Linked DNA regions of Homo sapiens: all the other regions are linked to region 3. A link is a loop called in an ENCODE intact Hi-C map of the cell type or tissue named here. Cell type or tissue: mammary epithelial cell. All regions are shown on one strand.

What was found. A loop is a pair of places that touch in the nucleus more often than their neighbours do. Peaks named below come from ENCODE experiments on the same cell type or tissue, not always from the same donor. Only the 100,000 strongest peaks of a DNase experiment are listed, where the experiment ranks them.
Region 1: it touches region 3 in a loop (3-fold over the local background); 3 of 110 quality-filtered maps call a loop at or near these places.
Region 2: a loop joins it to region 3, with 3 times the contacts of the local background. A loop is called at or near these places in 2 of 110 quality-filtered maps.

The regions. Positions count from the first base shown.
Region 1 is chr9:31,116,095-31,124,094 of GRCh38, reverse strand. It overlaps LOC105376009 (a long non-coding RNA gene), which reads left to right. Exons shown (of 3, transcript XR_929539.2): 3 at 4,083-5,041. Among named protein-coding and RNA genes, the nearest start is that of LINC01243, 260 kb to the left of the region's middle. In mammary epithelial cell, a CTCF peak has its summit at 4,023 (motif pointing left); a DNase peak (open chromatin) is centred at 3,994.
Region 2 is chr9:31,135,740-31,143,739 of GRCh38, reverse strand. No RefSeq gene overlaps it. Among named protein-coding and RNA genes, the nearest start is that of LINC01243, 240 kb to the left of the region's middle. In mammary epithelial cell, a CTCF peak has its summit at 3,229; DNase peaks (open chromatin) are centred at 3,169, 5,739 and 6,389; H3K27ac peaks cover 1,810 bases.
Region 3 is chr9:31,181,301-31,189,300 of GRCh38, reverse strand. No RefSeq gene overlaps it. Among named protein-coding and RNA genes, the nearest start is that of LINC01243, 200 kb to the left of the region's middle. In mammary epithelial cell, no CTCF peak of the experiment used is centred here; a DNase peak (open chromatin) is centred at 3,290; H3K27ac peaks cover 2,387 bases.

The DNA of each region.
Region 1 (8,000 bases), 65 kb after region 3:
TTCTTTCAGCAGGATGCTTCCCATTTCATAAAAGAATTCAAAATACTGTTTCCTTTGAACACACTTGGCAGAACATTTATATTATCTTTACCACCAGTTGTATTCATGAAGAAAAGGCCTCCATTTGGTCCCTGGCTCAAGAGTGGCCACAGGAGGTTCTTGCCCACAACCCTCAGGAGTCTGGCCTGGGAAGAACAGCAGTTCCTGATGTTGATCCTAGATAGGGCTACCAGAAGGGAAACACTGGCAGGGAACGTAGTAATTAAATGACTACTTATTTAATTGTAGGCATAAAAAAGGCTGCCATAGGACCAGTCAACTTTGCTAATCTAAAAGAGGTAACACAGGGGTCAAATGAAAACTCAGCTCTACTTCACTCTAGGCTGGCTGAAGCCGTGAGAAAATACCCTAATATGAACCCTCATAGCCCAGAAGGCCCCATTAATTTGACTGTTCATTTTATCAGTGAGGCTTCTTCAGATATTAGGTGCAAATCCCAGAGACTAGACCAAGGACCACAACTCCATTCCCCACTTTACTGGACATGGCTTTCAAGATCTTTAACACCAGAACTGTCAAAACCCTCCCCACCCATCTTCTGGCACTCAGGGACCACCGATTAGCTCCTGTCCACACTGCAAACAACCCAGGCATTGGAAATGGGATTGCCCCTCTCTCCCACACGCAGGAGAGTCATCCCGTAACTAGCAACCTCAATTATGGGCTAATTTGGGAGGATGGCAACAACAAATGCCCCTAACGGTGTTCCTTAACTACGAGGAAGCTAATAAGACTGAGAAGGCAGAAAGAGATAACTGATGGGACCCAGAGGCCATCCAGGCTCCTGTATTAACCATCTCTATGATTGAGCTTTGAGTAACCCTAAATGTGGAAGGGAATAGGACTGAGTTTGTAATCAACATAGGAGCTACTTCTTCAGCCCTAATTAGTTTTTCCGGACCTACGTTTTAGTCTTTGATCCTCCACACCAGCATAGACAGCCAACCACATCAGGGACGCTTCACTTCCCCCTTGTTATGCACGCTGGAGAAACATGTTTTCACTTACTCTTGCCTGGTTCTACCAAGCTGTCCTACCTACCTACTTAGAGGGGATATAATGACAAAACTCCAAACTAGCTTTCAATTCCCCAAATACACTTGCCCAATATTAACATTACTAGCTCCTGCCACCAAAAGTGCCAATCCCCTAAAATCCTTCATTTAACAACAAATTCTAGAGGTATGAGATACCTCCACTTCATGATGTTCTTAGTTTGCAGACCCTGTAAAAATCCATCTTAAGGGCTCTAACATTTTCCCTAGGAAGCCCCAATATCCCTTGAAGCCTGAAGCCCAAATGGACCTACAGCTCCTGATAGAGTTTGGCTATGTCCCCACCCAAATATCAACTTGACTTGTATCTCCCAGAAGTACCGTGTGTTGTAGGAGAGACCCAACATAGGGGGGACCCAGGGGGAGGTAACTGAATCATGGGGGCCAGTCTCCCATACTAGTCTTATGATAGTGAATAAGTCTCACAAGATCTGATGGGTTCATCAGGGGTTTCCACTTTTGCTGCTTCTCTCTTGCTGCCACCATGTAAGAAGTGCCTTTTGCCATCTGCCATGACTGTGAGACCTTCCCCAGCCAGGTGGAACTGTAAGTCCAATTAAACCTCTTTCTTTTGTAAATTGTCCAGTCTTAGGTATGTCTTTATCAGCAGCATGAAAACAGACTAATACAGTAAATTGTTACCAGTAGAGTGGCACATTACTGAAAATGTGGAAGCAACTTTGGAACTGGGTAATAGACAGAGATTGGAAAAGTTTGAAGGGCTCAGAAGAAGATAGGAAAATGTGGGAAAGTTGGGAACTTCCTAGAGACTTGTTGAATGGCTTTGCCCAAAATGCTTATAGTGATATGGACAATAAATCCAGGCTGAGGTAGTCTCAGATGGAGATGAGGAACTTGTTGGGAACTGGAGCAAAAGTGACTCTTGTTATGATTTAGCAAAGAGACTGGTGGCATTTTGCCCCTCCCCTAGAGATCTGTGGAATTATGAAATTGAGAGAGATTATTTAGGGTATCTGGTAGAAGAAATTTCTAAGCAGCAAACATTCAAGAGGTGATCTGGGTACTGTTAAAAGCATTCCATTTTAAAAGGGGAACAGAGCATAAAAGTTCAGAAAATTTGTAGCCTGATGATGCAGTAGAAAAGAAAAACCCATTTTTCTGGGGAGAAATTCAAGCCGGCTGTAGAAATTTGCGTAAGTAGTAAGGAGCCTAATGTTAATCCCCAAGACCATGGGGAAATGTCTCCAGGCCATGTCAGAGAGCTTCACAGCAGCCTCTCCCATCACAGGCCAGGAGGCCCAGGAGGAAAAATTGGTTTCGTGGACCAGGCCCAGGGTCCCTGTGCTATGGGCATCCTAGGAACTTGATGCCCTGTGTCCCAGCTGCTCCAACCATGTCTGAAAGGGGCCAATGTACAGCTTGGGCTGTGGCTTCAAAGGGTGGAAGCCCCAAGCCTTGGGAGCTTCCATGTGGTGTTGAGCCTGCAGGTGCACAGAAACCAAGAATTGAGGTTTGGGAACCTCTGCCTAGATTTCAGAAGATGTATGGAAATGCCTGGTTGCCCAAGAAAAAGTTTGCTGCAGGTAGGGAAACCTCATGGATAACATCTTCTAGTCCAGTGCAAAAGGGAAATGTGGGGTCAAAGCCCCCATGCAGAGTCCGTACTGGTGCACTGCCTAGTGGAGCTGTGAGAAGGGGCCTACCATCCTCCTGAACCCAGAATGTTAGATCCACCAACAGCTTGCACCGTGCACCTGGAAAAGTCACAGACACTCAACATCAGCCCATGAAAGCAGCTGGGAGGCTGTACCCTGCAAAGCTTCAGGGGTGGAGCTGCCCAGGACCATGGAAACCCACCACTTCCGTCAGCATGACCCGGACGCAAGATGGGGAGTCAAAAAACATCATTTGAAACTTTAACATTTGACTTCTCCGCTGGATTTTGGAATTGCATGGGGCCTGTAACTTCTTTGTTTTGGCTAATTTCTCCCATTTGGAATGGCCATATTTACCCAATGCCTGTATCCCCATTGCATCTAGGAAGTAACTAACCTGTTTTTGATTTTACAGGCTTATAGGCAGAAGGGACTTGCCTTGTTTCAGATGAGACTTTGGACTGTGGACTTTGGGTTAATGCTGAATTGAGTTAAGACTTTGGGGAACTGTTGGGAAGGCATGATTGGTTTTGAAATAGGAGGACATGAGATTTGGAGGGGCCAGAGGCAGAATAATATGGTTTGGCTGTGTCCCCACCCAAATCTCAACTTGAATTTTATCTCCCAGAATTCCCACATGTTGTGGGAGGGACCCAGGGGGAGGTAATTGAATCATAGTGGCTGGTCTTTCCCATGCTATTCTCGTGATAGTGAATAAGTCTCATGAGCTCTGATGGGTTTATCAGGGGGTTCTGCTTTTGCTTCTCCCTCATTCTCTCTTGCTGCCACCATGTAAGAAGTGTCTTTCACCCTCTTCCATGATTGTGAGACCTTCCCCAGCCAGGCGGAACTGTAAGTTCAGTTAACATCTTTCTTTTGTAAATTGCCCAGTCGCTGGTATGACTTTATCAGCAGTGTGAAAACGGACTAATACAGCCCCTAATAGAAAAATCAGGCACCACCTCAGCCCAGAATTCAGTACTCATTGCTCTAACTCTAGCCTTACAATTGGGAGCAGGCATGAGGCTTAAAATTTACAGACTCAGCCCATGCTTTCATGTAGTACATGCTCATGATGCTATTTGCTGGAAAAGAGGATTTTTAACAGCCCAAGATACTCTAATTAAACATGCTCCTGAATTTATGGCCCTATTGGAGGCAATTATACTTCCTACACAGGCAGTATCTTTCACTGCAAAGCCTATCAGAAGAACAATGATGAAATCTTCATTAAGAACAACGGGGCTGACAAATAAGTAAAAGTGGCAGCCAGGCTCCCCCTTCAGGCAGTTTTATTTCATACCCCAACTCCCTGTCTCTAACTTACCCTGGTTAAATTTGTTTCTTCCAGAATGCAGCAGTTGCACACCAAGCTTCTAAGGATGCAAGAGTATCAGCCAATGATACCCAGACACCTCCACGATTCTCCTTTAGACTTCGCTGGACGTCAGTTCCTTATGGACATCCTCTTCTCCCTGAGTCCCATCCTCCAGCTATGCCCAACAATTTAAGTACCATAACCCAAGACAATGACTCAGAGCATCCCCTGACAAGCCAACAACCTTAGGAATGGTCAGTTCTATGCCCAGGGTAGCAGAAAGTAGTTGGAAGATGAGACCTCTACCCAAATAGCACAGATTTGTCACTGTTGTTCTGTCAGGAGGGAAATGTGTAGCCCTAAGGAGTTAAAAGAAAATTGAAAAATGGGTTTTGCTGGCAGGAACAGAAACAGGGTAGAGGGGAGCAAATGTTCTAAGAAACAGGGTCAACCTCAAATGGCTCACTAGCATCTAAGCATCCTTTTACAAGCACCTAGCTCACAGCCCACCTGCATGCTGTCTGCAAGTACTCAGCTTAAGCAGCACGACCTTAAAAAATTTTCCTCCAGCCCCTGCCTCTTTGCAGGCAGCTTTCCCTCTGCTGTCTTGCCTACTGCTCTCTTGCAACATATTTTCCCCTTTTCTCGAAACAAATCTGCCTTTCTAAACTCATTACTGTCTTAGTAAATTCTTTTATCACCTATGTGCCGGCCTCAGACACTCAGTGACCACCACAGCATATGCATGTATTATGTATATGTATGTATCTTGTGTATATTTGTATCTTATGTATTTATGACATTATATAATCTTGCATATATACCTAATAAATATACAGTAAGTACTCACTTAGTGTCATCAATGGGTCTTGGAAACTGTGACTTTAAGTGAAGTGTTGTATAATGAAACGAATTTACTACAGGCTGATTGATATAAAGAAGAGTCAAGTTACTCCGGCATATTTCTAGTCAAAAAACATCATGAAACTTCTAAATAAAGGTGAAAGCCTTCTAATATTTAACACTGAAATAAATGGGAGCTATACATATATTTAAGAAAGATAAATAAAAGCAAGTAGGATGATTATTTACCCAATTATTTCAGTTCAGAATTGTGGGTGGCCAGAGCCTAACCAGGCAATTCGAGACACAAGAGAAACCAATCCTGGACAGGACACTATCCCATTGCAGAGTATACTCTCACACACTTCCACATTCTTACATGTGGGGACAATTTAGACACTCGTCCAATTAACTGAATGTGCATATCTTTGGGATGTGGAAGGAAATATAAGTACTTGGGTAATGCCCATGCAAAGATAAGGAGAAGGTTCAAACTTCACGAAGACAGTGGCCACAGCTGAAGACGATATTTTTTATCATAAACATTCTATCTTAATAACGTTGAACAATATGAGGTTGAGGACCTGCTGTATATATTTTATAAATATAAGTATATAAACACACACATGTGCACTTATATATGCACACACAAAAACACGTACACACATACACACTTACAGCTTATAAACCAAAGTCAACATCTAAAATCCTGAATCCTTTCCCAATCAATGCCACTGATTACCAGCAGAGCCTAATATTTTTTTCCTGATGTTAGCTTAGCTAATAATATCTCAATTAATAAGAAAGGAAAGGAAAGAAAGCCATTTTGTAACCAAGAGATTTTTCAAAGTTTTGATAATTTTTCTTTGACTTTCTAAAAGTAAACAGAATAAAATCTGTCTTAACAGTCTCATTACTAAAATGTCTTAATAGCCTCATAAGCCATGTGATGTTCCACATAAGCTGTCTCCAGTTTATTCCCTTTCATCCTGCCCTGCATTCACTAACCTCAGAAATGCTTGACATAAACGAAATTCAACCCCTACTAAGAGTTTTTGCAGCCCCATTTCCTTCATTTTCCACCCTATCCCTCCAATTTTAAGGCTGTCCCCAAATTTTAATATTACCTTCTCATGGAGATCTTTTGCAATCACCTTGGTAAAAGCAATACACCCAGGGATTTCCTATAACACTATACTATTTGACTTACACAACATTAATTAAGATGTAAAGTAATCTTAATTCACGTATCTATCATCTGTATTGACAATAAAGGATAACTGAGTAATTTTTTTAAGAATGGTCTCTTTATATTTTGTTCATTATTCTATCCCAAGTCTCTAAAATAAGGTCTACCACTTAAGAGGATTTGATAAACATAATTGACCAACTTCATACCATTTTGGTTTCCTAGCAGAGAAACTGAGAGGATGGAAAGGTGAAAAAGAGAGCAATGTTGGAAAGTGTGCTGCCGTTCTGAGAGTTCAAAGCTAATTCTATTTTTATGCAATCACCGTATCTATTTTATATCTTGGATATCTCTGATGTTTTGTTGATTTTATACATTAATGATATCATTTGTTTATCATATGCCATATATATTTTAAGTGTTTTCCCAGGTTGCTATTTTTTAAATGTATGTTTATGGTACTGTTTGTTTTATAAGGGTTTTTTAAATTTTTGTCTTACTCGTGTCTTTAATTCATTTTAGGCAAGTTTAGTGATATATAATTTATAAGCCATTAATTTCACCTAATATGTGTGACTTAATAATTTTTAGTAAATATATTGAACTCTGCAACCATCAGCACAGCAAGTTTTAGAACACTTCGCTCATCCCCAAAATGTTCCATTGTACCCACTTGCAAACAATACTTTCCCACTCTCAGTTCCATGGTGGGAATGTAAACTACTTCAGCCACCATGGAAAGCAGTTCAGATATTTCTCAAAGAACTTAAAACATAACTACTATTCAACCTAGCAATCCCATTACTGGTTATATATCAAAAAGAGAACAAATTGTTCTACCAAAAAGATACATGCACTCATATCGCAGCACCATTCACAAGAGCAAAGACATGGAATCAACCTAGGTGCCCATCGATGGTGGAATAGATAAAGAAAATGTACATATACACCATGGAATACCACACAACCACAAAAAAGATGAAATTATGTCCTTTGCAACAACATGGATGCAACTGGAAGCCATTATTCTAAGCAAAGTAATGCAGAAACAGAAAATCAAATACTGCATGTTCTCAATTATAAGTGGGAGCTAAACATTGAGTACTGAGGAACATAAAGATGGCAACGACAAAAACTGGAGACATTGAGTACTAAGAACGTAAAGACGGCAACAACAAAAACTGGAGACGGGGAAGGGAAGGAGTGGGGCAAAATCTGAAAATCGAACTGTTGGGTACTATGCTCAGTACCTGGGTGGCGGGATCATTTGTACCCTAGATTGTTATACAAGTAATAAAACTGTATATGTACTCCCTGAATTGAAAATAAAATGGAAAAAAATAAGATGAACAAACACTAAAGATATATTTTAAAAAATAAATCAAATCATGGAATCAATCTAGGTGCCCATCAGTGGTGGATTGGATAAAGAAAATGTACAAATACATCATGGAATACCACACAAACACAAAAAGAGAATGAAACTAGATTCTTTGCAACAACATGAGTGTCTGATTTGTGCCCCAAGTTATTTCCCATTATTGGGCATACTATGTAAATTCCATGTAGGATCCTCCACTTACACAATATTTTGGCATTCATCCATGAAGTAACCATGTACCAGTATTTCATTTGTTTTTAATGCCCAATAGTATTCCATTGTATACATACATACAAAACATTGTTTTTATTCTCATCTCGAGTTGAGAGAGTGTATTCAATTTGTGGGTATAATGAAAAAAATGCTGCTATGAAAATTCACATATACATCTGTGTTCTTAGGTATATACCTCATTTCTCCCTTTTAAAAAAAAATTTGAGTTCTTGGATACATGTGCAGAATGTGTAGGTTTGTTACATAGGTAAACATGTGCCATAGTGGTTGGCTGCACCTATCAAGCCATCACCTAGGTATTCAG
Region 2 (8,000 bases), 46 kb after region 3:
AAGGACATTAATTCATCCTTTTTATATGACTTCATAGTATTCCATGGTGTATATGTGTCACATTTTCTTTATCCAGTCTATCATTGATGAACATTTGGGTTGGATCCAAATCTTTGCTATTGTGAACAGTGCTGCAATAAACACACGTGTGCAAGTGTCTTTATAGTAGAATGATTTATAAAACTTTGGGTATATACCCAGTAATAAGATTGCTGGGTCAAATGGTATTTCTGGTTCTAGATCCTTGAGGAATTGCCACACTGTCTTACCCAATGGTTGAACTAATTTACACTCCCAACAGTGTAAAAGCGTTCTTATTTCTCCACATCCTCTCCAGCTTCTGTTGTTTCCTGACTTTTTAGTGATCGACATTCTAACTGGCATGAGATGGTATCTCCTTGTGGTTTTGATTTGCCTTTCTCTAATGGCCAGTGATTATAAACCTTCTTTCGTATGTTTGTTGGCTGCATAAATGTCTTCTTTTGAGAAGTGTCTGTTCATATTCTTCTCCCACTTTTTGATGGGGATGTATTTTTTTTCTTGTAAATTTGTTTAAGTTCCTTGTAGATTCTGATTATTAGCCCTTTGTCAGATGGATAGATTGCAAACATTTTCTCCCGTTCTGTAGGTTGCCTGTTCACTTTGATGACAGTTTCTTTTGCTGTGCAGAAGCTCTTTAGTTTAATTAGATCCCATTTGTCAATTTCAGCTTTTGTTGCCAAAATTAGTCGTGAAGTCTTTGCCCATGCCTATGTCCTGAATGGTACTGCCTAGGCTTTCTTCTAGGGTTTTTATGGTTTTTGGTCTTACGTTTAAGCCTTTAATTCATCTTGAGTTATTTTTTTATAAGGTGTAACGAAGGGGTCCAGTTTCAGTTTTCTGCATATGGCCGGTTATTTTCTTTTATTTGCAACCCACAGGCAAAAGTGGTTTCTTTTTAGCAAACCTCTATTATTTTTATTGTTTTCCTTCAGATGAGTTGGCTTCAGAAAAGCTTGTTTATTTTAGGATTTACTGAAAGCTGCATGATTAGCTAACACAGACTTTATGACATTTTCCTGCTTCAACTACTTTTGCAGGCCGAGTAGATGCAAGATCTGCATCTTGGTGTACTATAGATTACAGATTCACAGCTGTTTCACTAACATGTAGTAAGGATTTCCAGTTTCAGTTTGCAAGGGTATAGGGTAGCGTTGGGAGTTGGGGAGTGTGGAAAATCCTTACTACCCTTTGTTCTACCCCCTTAGTTTACTTTATTCAAATTTCAAGATCTCTTATTGTCAATCTTTATTTCCCTTTGTTTATCAAATTCTGAATCAGTTTAAATGCCTTTGCTTGCAAGTAATGGTTCATGTAAATAAAGAATTCGTGTGAGGCCAGGCTTGGTGGCTCATGCCTGTAATCCCAGCACTTTGAGAGGTGGAGGCAGGCAGATCACCTGAGGTCAGGAGTTCGAGACCAGCCTGGCCAACATGGTGAAACCTCGTCTCTACTAAAAATACAAAAATTAGCCAGGCATGGTGGCAGGCGCCTGTAATCCCAGCTACTCGGGAGACTGAGGCAGGAGAATCAGTTGAACCCGGGAGGCGGAGGTTGCAGTGAGCCAAGATCGTGTCATTGCACTCCAGCCTGGGGGACAAGAGCAGGACTTCATCTCAAAAAAAAAAAAAAAAAAAGAATTTGCGTGTAGATCTTAGAACTCCTACACAAAGTTCTGATGTTCAGTCTGATTGAACTGGCTACAGTCACATTTCACTGTGACCAAGAAAATAGAATTTGCTGATGGATTTAACCAAATGCATATGAACTAGAGTTTGGACCTTGAATATAGTCAATTTTCAAATGAAGTCCCAATGAAAATGAGCAAATTCATATGAACTAGAATGTGCACCAATTTTCAAATGAAGTACCAATGAAAGTGAGCAGTTTAGAAGAGAAAAGGCAGCTTAAGAGCTTACAATTCAATTAATTAATGCACATTACTATCTCCATAAATTTTCCTGAATCTCGTGCAAGTTTTAAATTATTTATATCTTCCACAGAAAAAATACAGATAATTTTTTATATTTGTCTTATTAAAATTTAAGTCCTACAGAAATTAAAGGACAATAAAGAGCCCTAGTAAGAATAGTTGTGAATATTGCGTAGCTACCATACCAAAATTATTTTTTAAAAAAAGCCAGCTAACTTAGAGGCCATGAAAATTAAACTGGCATTTAATTTGCTTTCTTCTTTTTTGTACAAACTCTTTGAACTGTAATTAAATTTATTTCTAACACAAATACAGCAACAAACACAGTTTTTGACTAAATGAGCTTAGAAAGTGCCTAATAACCCATTAGAGAACTATTTGTGAAATTATAGTTATCCTTATGGAGGTCCGTACCTTGTCAAGACAACTGTAAATCCCAACAACACATTCTGAAAAAAAGACTATTTCTCAAGAAGGAGGTCTGGTTTCAAAGCTCTCAATCAGTATTTAGTAATGGAAAAAGGAGTATGAGTTAAAACATAATTGAATTATGCTGCTGTAGATATAAATAACTGGCAAGCAGAGTAGTTATGAAGATTAAATGAAGAAACATAAATGAATTTAGCAAACAATACATAAACAGGTCCTCAAACTCTAAGAGTGATTCAGTTGTTTAGTTATGTTAAGGACTATTTTTAAAATTTTGGTTAGAATTAGAAATAAAAATAGCTAGAAGAGAAGATTTTGAATGTTCTCAACACTAAGAAAAATGTTTGTGGTGACAGATATGCTTATTACTTGGATTTGGACATTACGTGTGGCATACATGAACTATCACACTGTACCCTATAAACATATGCAGGTATTATGTGTCAATTAAAATAATAATTATAATAAAAAGAACTGAAAATTAAATGAGTGCAGGGATTTGAATTACTTCACTGCCTTTCTCACTACTCCGTTTTCTATGCTTCTTATAAAGCTGCTTTTTTTGTCTCTGAATCTTCACCCTCCATTGCTACTATGGTTGAGAGAATAAGTAACTTTCCAATAGAGTCACATTGAAAAATCCCTTATTGTTGAAAATTTCAAACCATCATGCACATTACTTCCTTTATAATAGCATTACATACTCTTGCTCATCGTAGAGGCCCAGGCTTTAATTAACTCATTCATGACTCAACTACTACATTTTGTCTCTCCCCAGCACAAGTACTCCAAGTAACTTTATATTTCTAGTTCATACCCTAGGGGGAGCCAAAAGGTAGTTACTGATATCTTAGTTTAAAATGATCCTTGTGTCATTCTTGTGTGCCCCAAAAAATCACTGAAAAAATGTATTTGCTTTGTCAAATAAGTTATATTGTTTCTGCTTCTAAGCTCAGAAAACTACACTTCAATAGGCTCATTCTAAAATCATAATTACAAGTAAGTCTCTAGATATAATGATTGAATCTTCAAAGTCACTATTCTCCGTCTTCACATTTATATGAAGTATCTTATACCTCGTGTTTGCTTATTTATTCATTCACATTTTTATTAAATATCTATTATTTACCAGAGGACATGTTAAGTTTTGGGGGATATAGTGGTGTCTAGAACACACTTAATAATTAGCATTAGTGAATTTACGTATGTTGATAGTATCAACTATTTCAAACAGGCTTCGTGTCATGTGCATTTGATTTAATAGCCTTGATATTTTTAGCTTAACATTCCATTAGTTCTTCATGGAGTCTTAATGGAAGTTCTAAAATACTTATTTTTACTTGTGTAAATGTGTTTAATGTAGCATAAGAAGGTTGAGTCTTGACACACTTTAATGTATTCAACTTGATTTCCTTCTGACTCTATATTGATCATCCCTTTAGAATTTCCTTCCCATTCATTCAGACATCACCCCAGTTCCTCCACCAAAGCAACATCCACATATTACAGACATATCGAATGAGTTAAATTTACAAACCTGAAAAGCAAATTACCTCCATGTTTTAAAAATACTCAAATATATGAAGGGGCTTCACATAGGAAAGGAACATTCTGGATTTTCCTTAAAGAAGATATTCAAGGCAGCCATGATAGCCACCAGAAGGGACTATGTAAATGCACATAAGCATTTGCTTAGGGTAAAAGAGTTGTCTTGTGTTTGAAATGAAATTGATTGTATCTGAATGATGACCTCACTAAGCAGGTATTTAAGCCATGAAATCTAGGAGGTGTTTGCAATGCTTTATTTAAAAAGATAATTCTGTTCTTTGCATTATGAGAATCACTGAGTCAAGACTATGGAGGCGTACCAGTGAAGTTTTAATATCTTCATGGACACCTTGCCTGAATAAAATACGATTTCTAAAGAAGAAACACACAAGATCAAACAAATGGATATTTTCAGATCTAGTTATTTTTTGTTTAAAAATATAGAAGATAGGCTTTTGGTTGGGGACCATGGATTGCCTAGAAGACAGTACTAAAGAGGGAACAGCAAGGCAAGGGATCATGAAAGAAGCTCCATGATAATAAAATGGTGTATATACCTTGTTTTGCCTTTTCAATAACCACTACCTGCCTTAACTTCTCTAAGAACTTCTTTTATCTTTTCTTTTATTAAAAATAGTGTACTTCCACCCTCTAATCCACTTACACAGTGGATTAGACATAGCAGGAACCTATTCCTAACTCAAACCAATTATCTTTCAGTTTGTTTGTGTTTTTGTAATTGGTGTAATTCAGAAACTGTCAAATTTCTTTGGCTATGTGGTCTTGGAAAAACAAAGAATGTAATGAAGAGAGAAGAATGAAGTAGGCATGTAGAAAAGGCATCAAGAGACAGAAAGCAAATTCTTATTAGACTCAGAGTTACATCTCATGCCCAGCTGTCTGCATTCCTTCCCTTAATTTCTTTTTTTTTAAAACGTTTATTTTATAGGTTCAGGGGTACATGCACAAGTTTGTTATATAGATAAATTGCATGTCTTGGGAGGCTGGTGTACAGATTATTTCACCACTCAGGTAATAAACATAATACCTGATAGGTAGTTTTTTGATCCTCACCCTTCTCTCACCCTCCACCCTCAAGTAGGACCGAGTGTCTCTGGTTCTCTTCCTAATTTCTGTAAGATATTTTGATATTCTTATAACAAATTTCTGAGTTTTCTTATTTTATTTTAGGAGTGATATTGTTTTATTCATCTTAAAATTTTAAACTTTAAATTCACATTACGAAGTGATCTCTTTCAAAGTTGGTTGATAGCATTTTTAACAGCCTTTAATGTCTGTCCTATATGTATTCAGCTAATCAGAAAATTGTCATGTGATAGTACTTGTGGACCATAATTTATTTAAAGTTGATCAAATTTAAAGTCGATAATACAGTCCACTTGAAGACAATTTATTTTTTGTACTTTGGTATGCAAATATATATGTACATATTATATATATAATATTTCCAAATTAAATGTTAAGATATTAATCCTCTGACATCTTAAATAAAATAAATATCAAACATAATGTGTAAATTTCATTTGTGGTGGAAAGGTCATTAAAAAATGTAAGAAAAAAATAGCCAGCCATGGTGGCCCACACCTGTAATTCCAGCAGTCTGGGAGGCCAAAGTGGGTGGATTGCTTAAGCCCAGAAGTTCAAGATTAGCCTGCATAATATACTGAGACCCTGTCTCTACACACACACACACACACACACAAAAGTAGCCAGGCTTGGTGGTGTATGACTGTAGTGCTAGCTACTTGGGAGCCTGAGGCAAGAAGATCACTTGAGCCTGTGAGGTTGAGGCTGCAGTGAGCCACTGATCATGCCACTGCACTCTAGCCTGGGAGAGACTGAGGTATGATTGTGCTACTCCACTCCAACCTGGGTGACAGAGCAAGGTTAGAAAAAAAAAATTGAAAAAGAAAAAAAGGAAAGAAAAAAATAGTCCTGTTTTAACCGTGTAGATATGCTCTTTGCTTAACCATTTCATTCAGTTATCCCTACTGTTAACCAAGTCCCATAGTAAACAATTATTTAATGATTAAATCCTCTGATGATTTCAAAATAAAACTCGGGCCATTCTCAACTGTAAGGACTGTGGCAAAAATAATTCTCACAAAACTTCCTCTTTAGTCACATAGTGTTCTAAAGCATTTAAAAAAAAGGTAAGGGATGTTTTATTTCCATCTGGGTCAGGTGTGAAGGTCAGTGCTATAGAAAATGGTAGGAGGCACATTCAGCAATATTTTTCCTTTTCTTTTTTAACGTTCAAAAGCAAGTATAGAATCCACCTACACAAGAGACTTTGTTCAGAGTTATTTGATTTGGATTCCTACTGTGCAATGACACATTGCCTAACTATGTGCTGGGGCAGAGAAATTGAGTATGAAGTTGTGGTGAGCTGTGGTCAGGCCTGGCCACAGAAAACCCATGGGTGGACATAAAGAAAAAAACTTCTCATCACTGACGCATGAATGTAGATAAGAAGAGAGTGATACTGCATAGACGAAGCCAAAATTTCCAGGCCTGTAACCCTAACACGAAGTCTGGTAAACATGGCCTGATAAAAGGTTTGTTTTCAGTTATTTTAGTACTTAGACTTTTCATGTGTAGACATGAGTCCACAGACTTTCTGACTTAGTGGACTGAGACTCCTACAACTGAGTTGTGGAAATCATAACACTTTGCACACAGCTGCATGAGACACAAGGAAAAATGATAGCCCTGTTCAAACACCTATATGCTACCTGTTTGCAACTTTGCACTAATTTTTAGCCGCTTTAAGAGTAAGTCCGTATAAAAGTAGTTTGAAACAAATCCAAATTGACATTATTTCCTCTCCTTTTATGCGTAATGACTCTGTGATCTGCCCAAATGAAGGAGATTTATATTATATTTTTCCTGTTACACACACACACACCTTCACACAAATACATGCACACACATACTCACTGTCTTTTTACAATGTCTTTGGAAACAGGTAGAAGAAAGTATTAATACTATATGTGTCATGCCTGTAGTGCTAGCTACGTGGGAGGCTGAGGCAAGAGGATCACTTGAGCCTGTGAGGTTGACGCTGCAGTGAGCCATTGATCATGCCACCACACTCTAGTCTGGGAGAGAATGAGCTATGATTGTGCTACTCCAATGAGCTATGATTCTGCTACTTTGGGTATGAAAAATACAGTAAATGGGCTTCATTTGAAGTCTTTCTTAGATGTGTAAGTGAGATGATTCTGGGCCATTATATTTTGCTCACATGGTATCTCCTTGGCCTAGAGGGTCAGAGTCTCTAGATCACAGATGCATCTTCCTTCCATGTATGAGGATCAGGAAGAGTTCTCACAGTGCACTTATGAGTAAAGATCACAACAGTGTAAAGTGCTTTCTTCCAAGATAGGCGTTAACTAACTTCCTTCCTTCCTTCTTTCCTTCCTTCCTTCCTCCTTCCCTCCCTCCCTCCCTTTCTCTTTCTTCCTTTCTTCTTTCCTTCCGTCTATCTGTCCTTCCTTCCTTTCTTCTCTCTCTCCTCCTTCCTTCCTTCTCCGTTTCTCCTTTCTTTCTTTCTTTTTCCTTTTAAATGACCTATGTAAATGTCAAATAAGTGCCAAGTATTAATAGAGTTAACATTTATTGAGTATTTGGCATCATGCATTTTTAATTATTAATTTATTAAATAATAAAAAGTAAACCACTATTATCCTCAATTTGCAAATGAAGTTATTAAGATACTAGAAAATATATTTCTTACCATGATCAAAGAGCTAGAAGTTATTAGAGACAAAGTTTTGATGTGCTGATTAATATAAACTCAGAGAAGTAGAAGTTTGAACTAGAATTTGAAAGAAGATGCCTGCCTTCAGGATATGAGCTCCTAACCAGTATTTGATGCTGCCTTTAAAGGTTGTTGAATTCCCATATTATCAAGCAAGATATTTTGTGCCCATATTACAGATAAGGAAATCTGAAACCTAAGCGATGATGTCATCCTCTCTTTGTTACTAAGTTATTAAATAGTACAACTGGAACTTAAACTCAGGTT
Region 3 (8,000 bases):
TTTGAAAGTCTCTCCTAAGTGGGAAAATTAAGCCTATGTAGAGATCTGATTTTAGCCCAGCCTGAGGCTTCCACCACTGATTAGAAGGTTTATTCTGGTCCGAGCATTTTCCTGGAAAAAGCTCGGAGGACTTGGCTTCCCTATAGGTGTTCATATCAAGTAAAAACATGAAATTACTGGCCTACACATACTTACAGTTGAGCAAGGCAATTGTTTCTGAGAATATGTGATCTAAGTATTTCTTCAGAGCTCAGAATTAAAGCAGGTTCCCTGGAAATGTCAGATGTGTCATTGAATGAAGAGTTGTCTACTTTGAATAGCTAATACCCAGGTGAAACTAGATATTCATGTGAAAATCCATAGAATTCCTTAATCTTACACTTTAGTACCAGTTCTAACAAAGAGTTTTGAGAAACAGTTCCTGATAGGAGGAGTGAAAGCACTGGACAATGTCATCTATGTCCACGAGTGCTTTACTCATAGATTTGAGGTTATCTTGAGCCCCTTTGAAAGAAAAATAACTCTCAATTATTTTTTGCCTCTTTCAAAGAGTCTTTGAGGATTTCTGAGAGATTGGTCACTTGGAGGTTTGCCTGCTTCATGCATGCCTTCCATTGTGTATATGATCAACATAATGAAGGCCTAGAAGTCAGAATGTAGCTGGAAACCAAGAAAGCATATGAAAAAGACAACCTTGTTTGACTGATCCCTCAGTGTGGAGGGCCTTAAAGGATTCCCTGTCTTGTGGTGTCCCACTGCCCTCAGATATGTGAGCAGGCCCTGGTACAATAAGAATAAGGGACTTATACTTGGTATTTTCAAGTTATCTCTGGTTGCCTGGACCCAGGAATAAAGACATATAACCTTCCTTGGGAAGAAGGCCATGATATCTCCAGGTGGGAAAAGCACGGCCCAGGTGTCTCATGGTATGAAGGCTACAGAGTGGCTCTGGGCCTGTTCCTAGTAGAGTTTGAGCCTATGAACAGATTATCTTTCAGACTGGTTAATATACCTTGGAGTAGGAGAAAATTAATCCAACTTTAGTCTAACAACAATAATTTTCCATAATTAACTTCTGTGGGACCCAGTTCTCTTAAGCATTCCAGCATTCATCACAGTTTCAGAAAGGGTCAAGTTTGTTAGAGTTCTGCCCATATCCAACTTGCTCTGAGATTTGTGAGTAACATGTTTTATCTTTGACATTTTTTGAAATAGGGTTAGAAATGGGATTCTGGTCATCTAGGAAAATATCACATTCCATAAAAAGGCCATAGAATCTGCATCTGGAAACCATAATGGTTTAGAAGAGCAGAATGTAAGCCCTGTATCCAGCAAAGAAGAACAAGAGCTCTGTAATAAGACACTATTGACTAAAGATTCAAATGCTTTTACTACCTATAAAAACTCACACAGTTCAGTTGCTTTCCTGTTCATCAGTGTTTTTATTTGCAAAATGAAGGCTAACATACGTGAATGATTGTTGTGAAATTTTTTACATTATATTTCTAAAATATTTAGTAGAGTATATTGCATATAGTATATTTCCAAAATGGAAGTTATTGCTTTATATGCCCAAAATGTTCTACTGAGTGTTATTTCCAGAAATAGTTCTTATTTCACAATCATTTTGATAATGTAAGATCCATTTTGAGGTGCAAACAAAGATGGTGCTATAGATACATGGAAGGTTGTCAGATGAAACTTGCCTGAAGATTCTTGTAAAGACGGACTTGAAGAAATAGAAACTGAAGTCAGAGAAAAATATTTGTAAAATCAGAGTCTTATTGAAAGATTGATCAAGGAACAGAGGAACTTACAGGGTGTCAAATGTTCATACGCCATAAAGGAATTCAAGTGAATTTGTCACGTGGATAAGCACAGCAGATGATGAGCTCATTGTCAATAAACATTCACATACAGGCTAGATGGCTTTGTGAGGAGAATGGTATTGAACTAAGCAAGTGTTAGAAATTAATATTTAAGCCTTTTACTTTATTGTATAAATTATATATAGGATAGACTGGCCACTAAGCACACCATCCAGAAATAATCATTAACATTTTAATGTAGATATATATTTTATGAATTATAAGTCAGCCTATACATATTTTATGATCCACTTTTAATTCACTGAATATAACTTGTACATATTAAGGGAATTTAACATTCCTCATAAGAATCACTTTAATTCCTACAAAGTATTTTATTATGTATTCTATCACTGAAAAATTAGTGCTGTCAGTGTATTACCACCCTACTAGAAAAACACAGTTACGGTCCCTGCTCTCTAAGAACTTACTTATATTCTATCATGGAAGACTAAATATGCAATAAGTTGAAATATTTATTAGTTAAGGAAATGAAAATTAAAATCAAGATTAGATACCATTGCACACCCACTCAAGGAGTTATAATCCAAAGACCACACCAAGTGTGGCGAAGTGTAGAAGAACTAAAGCCTTGATGTTGGTGGTAATATAAAATGGTACAACCACTTTGAAAAACATCTTAGCATTTTCTTAAAAAGTTCAACATAATATAACCATACAACCCAATAATATCACTTCTACACATCTATACAAGAGAAATGAAAGTGTATGTCTACACAGAGACTTGTGTAAGTGTTCACAGTATTATTTGTTACAGCTAAAAAGTCAAAACAATCCAAATGCCAATCAAATGGTGAATGGATAACATGCGTTATAGTCATATAATGAAATACCATTCAACAATAAAAAGAAACAGAAAACCATATGTGCCACAACATAAATAAAAAAAACTACACACAAAAATATTTCTGTTTTGTTTATATTAAATGTCTGGAAAAGACAAATTTATTAATATAGAAAGTATTTTTTTGGAGCCGAGAGTGTAAGCTAGGGTTGATTGCAAATTGTCTCAGTGTACTTTATGGAGGTGATTAAAATGTTTTGAAACTGGTTTGTGGTGATGGTTAGCCAATTCCACAAATTTGCTAAACATTTAATTGTACACTACTATGATGGGATCCTTTTTGGCACATTTCGATAAAATTGTTAACACTGATCTAGGAAAAAATGTACTCAGATAAATAAAATGAGTGAAATAAATAGTCTACTGTGATGAAGAAGTGAAGGGTAGAGGGAGATTTAGGTACAGCTCTTAGAAAATGCCTCCTTGCTGAGGAAGTGGCTCCTATACTGAATTCTAAACCATAAGATGAGTCAGAGCTGTCTCTCTGTGGAACTGGGATAACAACATACTAGCTAAGTTCACAGATGCTGGGACACCATCCCACCCTCTATCTTCTAGGTATTTGATCCTGGGCAAGGTCCTGACATGTTCTGTGCCTCTGCAGAGTGAGTAATGAAATGCATTTTCTGACACATGGAAAAAAAATGTCAGCTGTTATTACCCAATCATATATGTTGGTCAGTTGAAATAGTTATCATGCTTCAATGAGTAGTTTTGTAGTTAAATTTATGTACATATCCCTCATTCTTTTCTCAGGACAAATTCATAAAGGTAAAACTGAAGTTCATAAGAATACACATGCTTAGGGTACTTGCCATCTCTTCATATATCAGGATATGCCAATTCACATTACCTAAGTCTGTGGAGACTGAGATGAACTTTAACACACCTTTCAACAAGAATTATATTTTGACCTGTGCAGAAAAAGCCTGCTTCTGCTTCACATTTGTATACTGCAAACCACCTACTATAATGGTTTGCACACTGTCAAGGTTGACCTGGAACCTGAGCGAATTTATTTGGTGGCCAGAAGTACATAGACAGTTTGTGCAGCCTTGTAAAAAGTTTCCCACTTGGAGGTTTCATCCTTGAGGTGAAAGGATGAAGGCAAGACTCTGTCAGCCAGATTGTCAATTTAAGAGAGAAAATAAGGTAGACACTGTAGATGACTAGGTGTGTAGAAAGGGCATTATCTCACCAAAACAAACTCTTAGTTTCCCTGGGATGTATTTTTAATCAGTCATAAATAGGGAAACATTTTATGCTTTTAAGATAGTTTGGTGTTCGAAAGTAACAAAAAGATAAGTCAGTTATAATTAAAATTTAAAAAATCATTAGTTGATAAAGCATTAGAAGTCCCAATGTTGTGTTAGACACAAATTTGGAGATGAATGAATATGCGCTGATGTAGTTACCAGGTCCTCATGGTGCCCACATAATCATGTTAGCCTGAAGCATAATTATGAAGGTAGAAAACATGTCTTTTGAGTTCCAGAGCACATTTTTAATTACCTCTTTGTCACTAGTGGCTCTTTTCCTGCACAGATGTATGCTGGCCTCCCACCCTCCCTTTTGCCATTCCTTCCATCAGAACTTACTCTCAGACAAGCAATCAACATGTTACTCTCTTTAGGATGTTTCTAAATGCCATTTGATGCATGCTTTCTCATAGGAAAATGAAAACTTTATCCTCCATAGGAGTAGTAAGGCCAGGACTATTATGCTGATTCACCCTGGTACAGGCAATGAGAGGGTGCAGTGTTTGTAGAGAATTTGAAAAGTGTAAAACAAACTAAAGGTTGATCTCCTTTTTATTAGAATCATGGGTAGGCAATTCTAAACAGCATTAGTGATAAAATATTTTTCTTCTAAAATAAATATTTTGTTGGTCAAAGTTTTAAATTGTTTTGGTTGCTGTAGCGTTTTAGTGATAACATGTTTAAACTTCAAAGTATTGCATTTATATTACAAATACTTTAATAAATATTGTATTCTACCTGGTGTTTAACTCAGATAATCCAAAATTATTTTGCTGGCCTCAGACACATGAAGATTCAGTTACACATACATGTTAATTTTGAGAGTAAAATGTTGTTGTGGCGTGTTTCTAACTTGATTTCAGCATTCTGCATGTCTCCAATCTGCGATATTATGTATTGTTGTATACAAACAGATTCAAAATGAACACAAATAGCATACAGCTTAAGTTGGCTGCTTCAATTTGGGTATTCTGTATCACTACATGAAGTTTGTATATGTGTATATAATTTAAGATGGTCAAGTGCGAAGTGGAATATGTAATATAATTGTTAGGATCTAATTTTAGACCATTATGAAAAAGGGTCCAATTCCATTTTTGATGTTTAACTGCTGAGAGCTTTAACACCCCAACCCACTCTCCACTCCTTCTGACTCACATTTGAGCAAGTTTATAAGAAAGTCAGAACACTCTCTTCCTTGGCACCAGCTGGAAGTTCAAATCACACAACCCCCTACCCATGCATGGGAACTCTAACGCAATTTCATTTCTCAATCGCCATTCTCCTGCTATGTCAAGACATTTTCAGACCTGCTTGGTATGCCTGCCTTACTCTTCCAGGAAAATATAATTATGTGACTAATAAACTTTGCCATATAATCTTGGTGCTTATATGGCATCATTAGTCTTGACATTCAGACCAAATATTGGGGGGTAGTTTATCCTGTCTCTTAGGGTTTCCATCAGAAAACATACATAAAATATTTTATTAAATTTAAGTAGTAAATTTTAAATGAAATATATTTTGTTTTTAAATAATCTATGAGATAATGATTATTATTATTACAAAATTGTTAATTTTTTTTCATATAAAGAAGAGGAAGTTTAAAAAATTATTTAGACTGGTTGTCAAATATGCTGGATAAACCACCAGTGTATTTATTTACCAAGGCACGTCTGGAGATGTGCCTGCTCAGATTCTATTTATAGTCCTTTGAATTTCATGCATTAAGAACATCTTCTACATTATCTATCTAGGTAATCTCAATGCCAGGAACTAGTTCTGATAAAACCCAATTAATGGACAGCTTGGAAAGCAAATATAAGTATTGCCTCTAGGAACAGGTGACTAATCTATCAGCTTATATTTTTAAGTGATGAAATTTCTTTCACATTACTTAGTGTGAAATTCTTCACAGCTCAAAACTCCTAAATAAAAAGATATGTCAGTCTTTCCATTAGCATATATTTGATTCAATTCCCTCCATGGGTCGTATAAGTGAAAGTTTAAATTAATAATTTTAAACATTTGTAGGTTTCACATATTTGACAAAGGTGAAAGTTATAATCATATTCAATGCTTGATAGTTGAATACATTATATGGCCTTTACGTGCTATCTCATTTACTACTAACAATAACCTCATGAGATAAATAATATGATCTTCATTTACACATGTGGTCATTGAGGAACAGAGCAGATGCATGATGTTTTCAAGTTCACATAACTAGTGACAAAACAAGGAAATACATGTTTGGTGGCTTACTATATTTATAAAAATGTAATGGAATCACAGTAGTTTTGTATCATTGTATAATAAGAACTGCACAGGTTTGAAAGTTAGGGCTGATTTGAAACCCTGGGCCTTTATTCACTAGCTGAAAAATCTGGATGTAAAAGAACATCATGGTAAAAACATGGTTCACAGGCTTAATATTTTCTTACGAAAAGATTAACGCATTTTTTATTGCAACAGAAAATACATAACAAAAAATCAATGCTCTAGTTTTTAAGTGTCTAGTGCAATATTGTAAAATATATGTCCAAGATTACAAATTATAAATATATGATACTGTATAGAAAATCTCTAGAACATTTTCATGCTAGTCTAAAACTCTGTCTTTTGAACAGCAACTCTATTTTCTCCTACCCCAGCCCCGACCACCACCATTCTACTTTCTGCATCTACGAGTTTGACAAATATAGTTCCTAATGTAAGTGGAATCCTTCTATAACTGGCTTATTTCACCTAGCATGGTGTCCCTAAGTTCCATTCACATTCTAGTACATGACAGGATTTCCTTCTTATTTAAAACCCAATAATATTTCATTATGTGCATGTACCATACATTTTTTTATCCATTCATCTGCCCATGGACATTTAGGTTGCTGTCACCACTTGGCTTTTGTGAATAATGTTACAGTAAACATGGGAGTGCAAATATCTCTTCAAGGTTCTATTTTTATGGATACATACCTAGAAGTGGGATTGCTGGTTCACATGGTACTTATAGTATCTAATTTCTTTGTGGAACCTCCATAATATATTCCATTTTTGTGAAAGCCTTTTACATTCCTCCCAACAGTGCACAAGGGCCCCTTTCCTCCACATCCTCACCAACACTGGTTATTCACTGCAATTTTGATGATATCCATCTTAACAGTGTGAAACAATATGTCATTCAGGTTTTGATTTGCATTTCCTTCATGATTAGTGACATTGAGCTCTTTTCTTTTTTTCTACTACTATACTTTAAGTTCTAGGGTACATGTGCACGACGTGCAGGTTTGTTACATATGTATACATGTGCCATGTTGGTGTGCTGCACCCATTAACTCCTCATTTACATTAGGTATATCTCCTAATGCTATCCCTCCCCCCACCCCCACCCCACGACAGGCCCCGGTGTGTGATGTTCCCCTTCCTGTGTCCAAGTGTTCTCATTGTTAAATTTCCACCTATGAGTGAGAACATGCGGTGTTTGGTTTTTTGTCCTTGTGATAGTTTGCTGAGAATGATGGTTTCTGGCTTCATCCATGTCCCTACAAAGGACATGAACTCATCCTTTTTTATGGCTGCATAGTATTCCATGGTGTATATGTGCCACATTTTCTTAATCCAGTCTATCATTGATGGACATTTGGGTTGGTTCCAAGTCTTTGCTATTGTGAATAGTGCTGCAATAAACATACGTGTGCATGTGTCTTTATAGCAGCATGATTTATAATCCTTTGGGTATATACCCAGTAATGGGATGGCTGGGTCAAATGGTATTTCTAGTTCTAGATCTTTGAGGAATCACCATGCTCTCTTCCACAATGGTTGAACTAGTTTACATTCCCACCAACAGTGTAAAAGTGTTCCTATTTCTCTACATCCTCTCCAGCACCAGTTGTTTCCTGAGTTTTTAATGATCGCCATTCTAACTGGTGTGAGATGGCATCTCATTGTGATTTTGATTTGCATTTCTCTGATGGCCAGTGATGATGAGCATTTTTTCATGTGTCT